Regions from separate parts of the Homo sapiens genome. Here region 1 is linked to region 2. Evidence: chromatin contacts called from ENCODE Hi-C or POLR2A ChIA-PET data. All regions are on one chromosome and are shown on one strand. The core of a region is the stretch at or near the end of the contact, and the rest is flanking DNA. Distances in the headings are between cores, read along the strand shown.

What was found. A loop is a pair of places that touch in the nucleus more often than their neighbours do. ChIA-PET counts read pairs that join two places held with the same protein, here RNA polymerase II (POLR2A). Pooled maps may share reads with other maps.
Region 1: a loop to region 2 is called in a pooled map, with 7 times the contacts of the local background. The contact joins the enhancer-like site here to the promoter of CD80 in region 2. A Hi-C loop is called at or near these places in 7 of 37 single-sample maps with no recorded cell type and 4 of 50 pooled maps. POLR2A ChIA-PET finds 5 or more read pairs at or near these places in 2 of 52 experiments (Panc1 and T-cell).

The regions. Positions count from the first base shown.
Region 1 is chr3:119,399,107-119,403,059 of GRCh38, reverse strand. It overlaps ARHGAP31 (Rho GTPase activating protein 31), which reads right to left. Exons shown (of 12, transcript NM_020754.4): 9 at 3,799-3,861; 10 at 663-1,238. It overlaps LOC124906273 (a long non-coding RNA gene), which reads left to right. Exons shown (of 2, transcript XR_007096027.1): 2 at 463-3,953. Among named protein-coding and RNA genes, the nearest start is that of TMEM39A, 63 kb to the left of the region's middle. Within about 2 kb of position 1,444, at least 2 of the 41 ENCODE cell types and tissues checked have a DNase peak (open chromatin) inside an H3K27ac peak, as active enhancers do.
Region 2 is chr3:119,557,242-119,561,040 of GRCh38, reverse strand. CD80 (CD80 molecule) reads left to right here and starts at 1,427. Exons shown (of 7, transcript NM_005191.4): 1 at 1,427-1,601; 2 at 3,113-3,412. The coding sequence starts at 3,313. LOC107986118 (a long non-coding RNA gene) reads right to left here and starts at 611. Exons shown (of 2, transcript XR_001740861.2): 1 at 296-611. RefSeq lists enhancers at 1,154-1,203, 1,974-2,033, 2,304-2,463, 2,825-3,119 and a silencer at 2,825-3,119.

The DNA of each region.
Region 1 (3,953 bases), core at 195-2,694, 160 kb after region 2:
CTCCAGACACACCCAGAGACTCAAGTCTGGCCAATCTCAGAACCCAATTAGCTGGAAACAGTGATTGGTCCAAGGCTGGGCATGGGACTCAGGCAGATCCAATCAGAATCCTTCCTGCATTTGATATCAGAAAATTGGGAGAGGGATGCTCTTTCTCGTTGCTAGGGTTGCTAGCCATGTTGTCTGCAAATATAAAGTAGAAATAAGGATGGGTGGATGGAAAGAGAAGGAGACTGGAAGAACTGAATCCCCAATTCCAGCTCTGCAGCTCTGCATTCCATTCTGTGAGTTTTTCTCCTGCCTTCTCACTCTGTGAGCAAATAAAATAATAATAGGTAATATTTATTATATACTTATTGTATGTAGACACTGTTCTGAGAGCTTCATATGTATTAAATAATTTAATATTTACAACAAACTTATGAAAAAGGTATTATTAACATAATTATTCCCATTTTACAGATTAAGAAACCGAGGCACAGAGTGGTTACATTAACCTGCTGAAGATCACGCAGTAAAATGGCAGAGCGTGGATTTGTACCCAATCGGGCTCTAGAGCCCACAGGCTTAACCACCGCACTATATTGCCTTGCAAACTCAAGCAAATTTAAGTCTGGTTTTTCTCTCTTGCAACGGAAAGATACCCTCTCTCCTCTACTTACCTGCAGAAGTCTCAGCTCCCAGCGGTTTCTCTTCTTCTGGCCAGCCTCCGCTCTCTGATCCATGAAAAGAAAACTCTTCCAGGCTGGAAAGAGACTGCAGCTCCTTCGGGGGTGTTCTGCACGGCGTGCTGTTGGTGCTGATGACTGCGGACACGCGGAGCGGCACAGATACCGCAAAGGGCTCGGAGATGTTCAGCGCCTTGCGCTGGTTACGCGGCGAGGGCTCCATCTGGAAGAGGCTGCTGGTGAAGACGGATTTGCTAGGGCTGTCGTTCGAAGTGTAGAACATACCCAACATCTTTGGGGCTGTTTGCTCGCTCTCCGGATCCTCAACAGGCCGGAAAACCTTCAGCTGTTCCGGTGGGGGCCGGGCCTGAGCGCCCTGGAGATGGCTGCGATCACTGCTCACATCAAAGCCACCCTCAGCCCCGGGAGGCATCCCCTCCTGGCCCCATTCGCCCTCCTGCTTGGTGAGGTCACATGAGCTGCCGGTGCCGGTGGAGTGCATCTTTGTTGCTGGAATGAAAAATCCACCGGTGGTAACTGTTCGATTGAAATTTCCCTTGGTTTCTTTTCCTAGTAAAAAGGAACAAGTGTATGGTCAGCAGCCGGGGCACACATACAATAGCAGGCCTTCCAGTAAGGGCAGGCACACGACATTTGAATACTAGAGAGGCACAGCATTCTAACAGGGGCATAACCGCCCAGATAAAGACAGGTAACATCTGGATGACAAAAGAGAAAGCACTTCCTCATATGCACAGAATTTCAGCATGATGCTTTGGTAGGTTCATTTGCTGTTGTGCCATACAGATCACTTTTAAACTTTGCAGGTAGAGCAGTTTTCAAAAAAAGATTACTGCTAAAGTTGCTAAACAGAGCCATCATCTACTAGGCATTAAATGTAGACCATGAAAAAATAAAGAGACAGATGGGAGGCGGTAGGATGATGTTTGCTCAAAATGAAGAAGACAAAAAGGAAAAATAAACAGAATCTTGTCTTATTTTAGAACTTTAAAACTTTTTGTTTTAAGTTTTCTCTGGCAGATGGACCCAGACAGGGGGGTTTGATTTCCCAGCAAGGAAACAAATGCTATTAACAACTAGACCTTCCCCACCTTTTCTCAGGCTTCTTCCTGTTGATTCAGAGGATGAGAAACTAGAAATGTAAATTAACTAACTGTTAGAAAGCACAGTTGTGAGGAGTGAATTTTTTTTTTTTTTTTTGAGATGGAGTACAGCTCTGTCGCCCAGGCTGGAGTGCAGTGTCGTGATCTCGGCTCACTGCAACCTCCACCTCCCGGGTTGAAGTGATTCTCCTGCCTCAACCTCCTGAGTAGCTGGGATTACAGGCACCTGCCACCGCGCCCGGCTAATTTTTGTATTTTTAGTAGAGAGGAGATCTCACCATGTTGGCCAGGCTGGTCTTGAACTCCTGACCTCAGGTGATCTGCCTGCCTCGGCCTCCCAAAGTGCTGGGATGACAGGCATGAGCCACTATGCCCAGACCAAGTTCTTGACTTAGAAATAAAGGCAAGGAAGAGAAAAGCCTACGTGGGAAGTAAATAAGCTTGGAGATGATACGCGAGTTGCCAGGAATCTAGAAAATAATTTCTAACTTGGTACTAAGCACTAAACTGGGCATCTTACATAACTGTATGCTTAAAATTCTTATGACCACCCTGTAAGGAAGTGTAATGATCTTTAACACATGAGGACATCGAGACTCAGCAGTTAGATGACCTAATACTCACATGCCATGTATATAAAAACCTATATGTTGAAATATTAACTCCTGCAAAACTGGGCAATAACTGCCAAGAAGTTTCCAAACCAAAGCAAATAGATGAATATAAAAGTAAGAAAATGCTGAAAGTATCGAGTTAACTTAAGAAGATCTCACTGAGTGTTATACAGGTTTAGAATTATTATTATTTTTTTTTTGAGACAGGCTGGAGTGCAGTGGCGCAATCTCAGCTCACTGCAATCTCTGCCTCCTGGGTTCAAACGATTCTCGTGCCTCAGCCTCTGCCTCCTGGGTTTAAGTGATTCTTGTGCCTCGGCTTCCTGAGTAGCTGGAATTATAGGCATGCACCACCACGCCTGGCTAATTTCTTGTATTTTTTTTAGTACAGAGAGGATTTCACCATGTTGGCCAGGCTGGTCTCGAACTCCTGGCCTCAAGTGATCCACCTGCCTCAGCCTCCCAAAGTGCTGGGATTACAGGCATGAGCCACCACACCCGGCCCGGGTTTAGAATTATTTTTAAAATGTTGTTCTAAAGATTTTCTGTATTGTTTTGGTCTGACCCATTTTTGAAAGAGAAAAATGTCTTGTATTAAAGGGGCTGGAAAGTCATGGGATAAGTATAGGGGAGTTTTAACAGTCTGTTGCCAGACAAGTCCTTTGCCTTGTAATTTGTAATGGTGCTTGTTGGTTACTTAACAGAAATAGAAGAGAGAGATACAGGCAAGTCAGCCCTGAAGGATACAGCTGTGAGAACAAATGTTATGTGTTATTTTGGTGGTCGGTGTTACCTCATGTGCAACTGTATACACGTCTACTCCAACAAAGGATATTGTGGTTTGCACATGGCTGATACATAGCTGGTGCCTAATTAATGTTTAATGATACATAATAAATGAATGAATAAATAGATACATGAATGAACCTACCAACTGAAAATCATGACTTGACACAAAAACTAGGAAGCGAAAGCATATGGAAACAGCCAAGTTCAAGATACATAGGCCTCTAGGCATAAAACCATAGGGCATAAACCAATGCTTGGCTCTTTCTTTCTGCCCAAAGGGGAAGACTCTTCTGCCTTAGGTTTCAGGTGTTGACCTTTTACCTGGTTCAGGTTTGAATGAAAAGTAGCCATGGACTTCAGCTGTGGCTAGAGGAAGGATGGGCAAAGAGGATGGCTCTTTAGGCCTAGCCCTGGAGTAAGGTAGGGGAGGTTATGGGGCTATGTGAACCCCTTGAGTTAGGGTAGGGTCAGTGAGGGATTTGGGACTAGGTAGTTGTGTGTGACTGTGACTATAGAGAAGCAGGCATGACAGCTTATAAAGGCAAGTGAGCTCCAGCCTCCTAGTTGTAATCTCCAACTCAGAAACTACTTGTAAAATCTTACCTTCCACAGGCACTGAACATAGTGAGTCCATGCTTTTAGCTGGTCGGATAGTAGCCTTTTCCACTAAAGACAAAAGAAAAAATATCCTTGATGAATGCATATTAACAGAAAGCATTCAGAAAAATAGGTCAGGCTGTTTAAGTACCCAAGACAAA
Region 2 (3,799 bases), core at 178-2,677:
TTGCTTGAACCCAGGAGGCGGAGGTTGCAGTGAGCCAAGATTGCACCACTGCACTCCAGCCTGGGCGGCAGAGAAAGACTTCATCTAAAAAAAAAAAAAGAAAATAAATTTCTAAAACTCTGTATTTCTTTGCTCTTTTAAGTTGACATCTATAACTTTCTATTACTTTAAATACCTGGAAAAAAAATCACTTCCAGTGCATTGTAATAATGTATCAAGTAGAAGTGGCTAAAATCAGTGAAAACATTTCTTTGATCTGAATAAATGTTCAAGAAAATAGAAAACATGAACTTACCTCCAATCTATGTTCCCTTTACTTGAAAATGTAATGTTGATCTACTAGAGGTAAGGCAGGAATTGTCACATCCATATTCCTTGCAACTATTCAAAATATGCATCTGAGACCAGAACAAGACACAGGTGAAGAAGGGTGCTCACTAGGCCCCTTCTGCCAATACAGAAGGAGACAGTGCAGTGGAGTCCTTTCATAGCAAGTTCTGCCTTCATGATTTCCAAAGCTTCAGTATTCCAAATCTCAGGTGAATAGGGTGGTATCCACTAAGCTCTGCCACAAACTTGTTGCTGAGATGAAGGAAGCCGCCGCTGTAGTCAGTATTTCTCACCCACACGGTTTGCTCTCTTTCTGGCTGGTGTGGGAAGGATGGCGTCTTTTTTTTTTTTTTTTTTTTGAGATGGAGTCTTGCTCTGTTACCCAAGCTGGATTGTAGTGTTGTGATCTCGGCTCACTGCAACCCATGCAAGGTGCTGTCAGGTTCCACCTGTGCAAACAAGTACACTGGTCCAGCATGGGTCAGCTGCTCACTCACAGGGGCTCCAGAATCCTACAAAGGGACACACAGGGGTGGGTGGCAACCTAGTTGGAAATGGGAGTGATGGGCATGACTAAAGTCTTCCTCATCCCACCAGAGGCGCACTCAACTGTGGCTAGGGTGACCAGAATTCACTGTCCAGCGTGGCTGGCAGGAGCCCACTCTCTGAAGATGGTGGGATTCAGAGGTGGGAGTAGAGTTGGGTGGTCCTGTGAGCTGAGCACTCTCCCAAAAGTGTCCCCTACATATGAGGTTGACAGCTTATTCCTGCAGGGACTCAGGAGTAACTCTGGGTGCTAAAACAAAACTTGAGACCAGCACAGAAACAGCCAGCCCATGAAGCTGGCCTCCCATCACACAGCAAGGCTAGCCAGATGCCCCTCACTCTTCTCGGGCACCATTCTTCTCCTCCCCTAGGCCGCCTGGTGCTCGTGGTGTTTCATGTTTGTTAGTCCATGCACGGTGGTGAGGGAGGCTGCTGTGTGATTTGCCCCAGCCACAGCCTCTACAAAAGCAACTAGAAGAAGACGGCAGCAGAGGGCGCTTCTTCAAACACCCTGTCCAACTCCTGGCACTGACAAGTACTGAGTGAACTCAAACCCTCTGTAAAGTAACAGAAGTTAGAAGGGGAAATGTCGCCTCTCTGAAGATTACCCAAAGAAAAAGTGATTTGTCATTGCTTTATAGACTGTAAGAAGAGAACATCTCAGAAGTGGAGTCTTACCCTGAAATCAAAGGATTTAAAGAAAAAGTGGAATTTTTCTTCAGCAAGTAAGTACATTTACTATTATCTTACTATGGGATAGCTTGGTAGAACTAGTTACCAGCAACCTCACTGCTTTTTAAACAAACAATACCTCTGCTACCACCTCCTGGATCCAGGCTTGCCCTCAAAGGAACCCTTAGGGTCTCATTCCCACAGGAGGCTGTGGCTTCCCGACATATTTGGAGCATCATAGTGAGAATTGTGGCCCATTATTTTAAAATATCCTAGATCCTAGCAAATATTGTTTTTGTGGGCCGTATTTGAATTTCTCAAGCCAGTAAAATTCTAGTGAAAGTGGGAAAATCGCTTGAGCTCGGGAGGTTGAGACTGTGGTGAGCTATGGTCACGCCACTGCACTCTAGCCTGTGTGACAGAGCAAGATTCTATCTTAAGAAAAACAAATTCTGGTGAATAAGTCTCTTTTAACTAATCCTGTCTAAAATGGATGATGGCTAATAAAACAATATGGCGTGGCTGGAACTCTAGCTCTAGGGTGGTCTCCAAAGAGGACACTCAAGCATTCTCTGAGCAGCACGGGGCTGTGTCCTGGTAGCAGCCTGAAGGGGTGACAGTGGAGCACAGTGTTTATTTTCATTTCTCAATTTTGACATATTTACTGGAAAAATTAATCCCTAGCCACCTCACATGACAGTACATAATTTTTTTTTTTTTTTTTTTTGAGATGGAGTCTCACTCTGTCGCCTAGGCTGGAGTGCAGTGTTGCAATCATCTTGGCTCACTGCAGCCTCCACCTCCTGGATTCAAGCAATTCTCGTGCCTCAGCCTCCCAAGTGGCTGGGATTACAGGCACCCACCACCACACCTGGCTAATTTTTGTATTTTTGGTAGAAATGGGGTTTTGCCATGTTGGCCAGGCTGGTCTGGAACTCCTGGCCTCAAGTAATCCGCCCACCTCAGCCTCCCAAAGTGCTGGGATTACAGGCGTGAGCCACCACGCCTGGCCCTGGAGTACATAATTTTGATAAGTAACGTCTGCAGTGTCTTTTTTTCCCTCCCTTTTTATGGATAGACTTTTCTGGTTATTGAGATCTCATACCCCTTTATGATATATTATTTGAGTAGAGGGTTTAAAGAATTGAGATACTTGTTTTCTTATGTTAATATGTCAAGAAAGAAGTTGTTTCATAACTTAGGTCCTGCCTTGGACAAAATACACCCTTACTGTCTGCTCTATGTTTCTTGGTATGTTCAGAAGAGGATTTGAACTTTTGCAGGTTGGCTAACAGATATGGAGGGTCCTTAGAGCTCTCCTGTTTCTAACCAAATCTTCACCCCACCTATTAAGTAGAAAGCCTTTTCATGGAAGGGCTGTGGTTGGTTCTTGGAACTGGTCCCCTCACAGAATTTCCATTCGCTTTTCCTCAGGGTCACGCCCTGCTTTAGAGGTTGCTTAGGTTAAGCTCTCCAATTAATTTTAGCAGGCAACTCGAGAGTTTTGCAACTCAAAGTAGGCACACCTTCCTTCCTGAATGACTTTTATTTGTTCCTTTTTCAGGCTGTGAAACTAAATCCACAACCTTTGGAGACCCAGGAACACCCTCCAATCTCTGTGTGTTTTGTAAACATCACTGGAGGGTCTTCTACGTGAGCAATTGGATTGTCATCAGCCCTGCCTGTTTTGCACCTGGGAAGTGCCCTGGTCTTACTTGGGTCCAAATTGTTGGCTTTCACTTTTGACCCTAAGCATCTGAAGCCATGGGCCACACACGGAGGCAGGGAACATCACCATCCAAGTGTCCATACCTCAATTTCTTTCAGCTCTTGGTGCTGGCTGGTCTTTCTCACTTCTGTTCAGGTAAGCAACTTTCAGGAACTTAACTGAGTCAACTGCTACAGGGTTAAGAGAAAGGACATGGGGTTCTCTGAGCTGCTCCCTTCTATTATCCTATAAGCTGGAAGGAACCTTCAGGGTGTTTTCAGAAGATTTTAAAGATTAGAAGACTGTGGTCCAAAGAGGTTAAAGGACCTGCCTATCATCACACAGCAAGTTAGCAACCAAGTTAACTCAAGAACCCAGGCCTTCAAGGAAGCGTGGAAGGGACAGTGTTATTTTAACAAAACCATACAGCCGATTCATAATGGTCTCTTCCATGAATATTAGATGCTCATTTACATTTTGTGATGTGCCGATACTGGCCTCGGAGTCTAGTCCCAAACTATGTTTTCATGATACAGCTCAGCG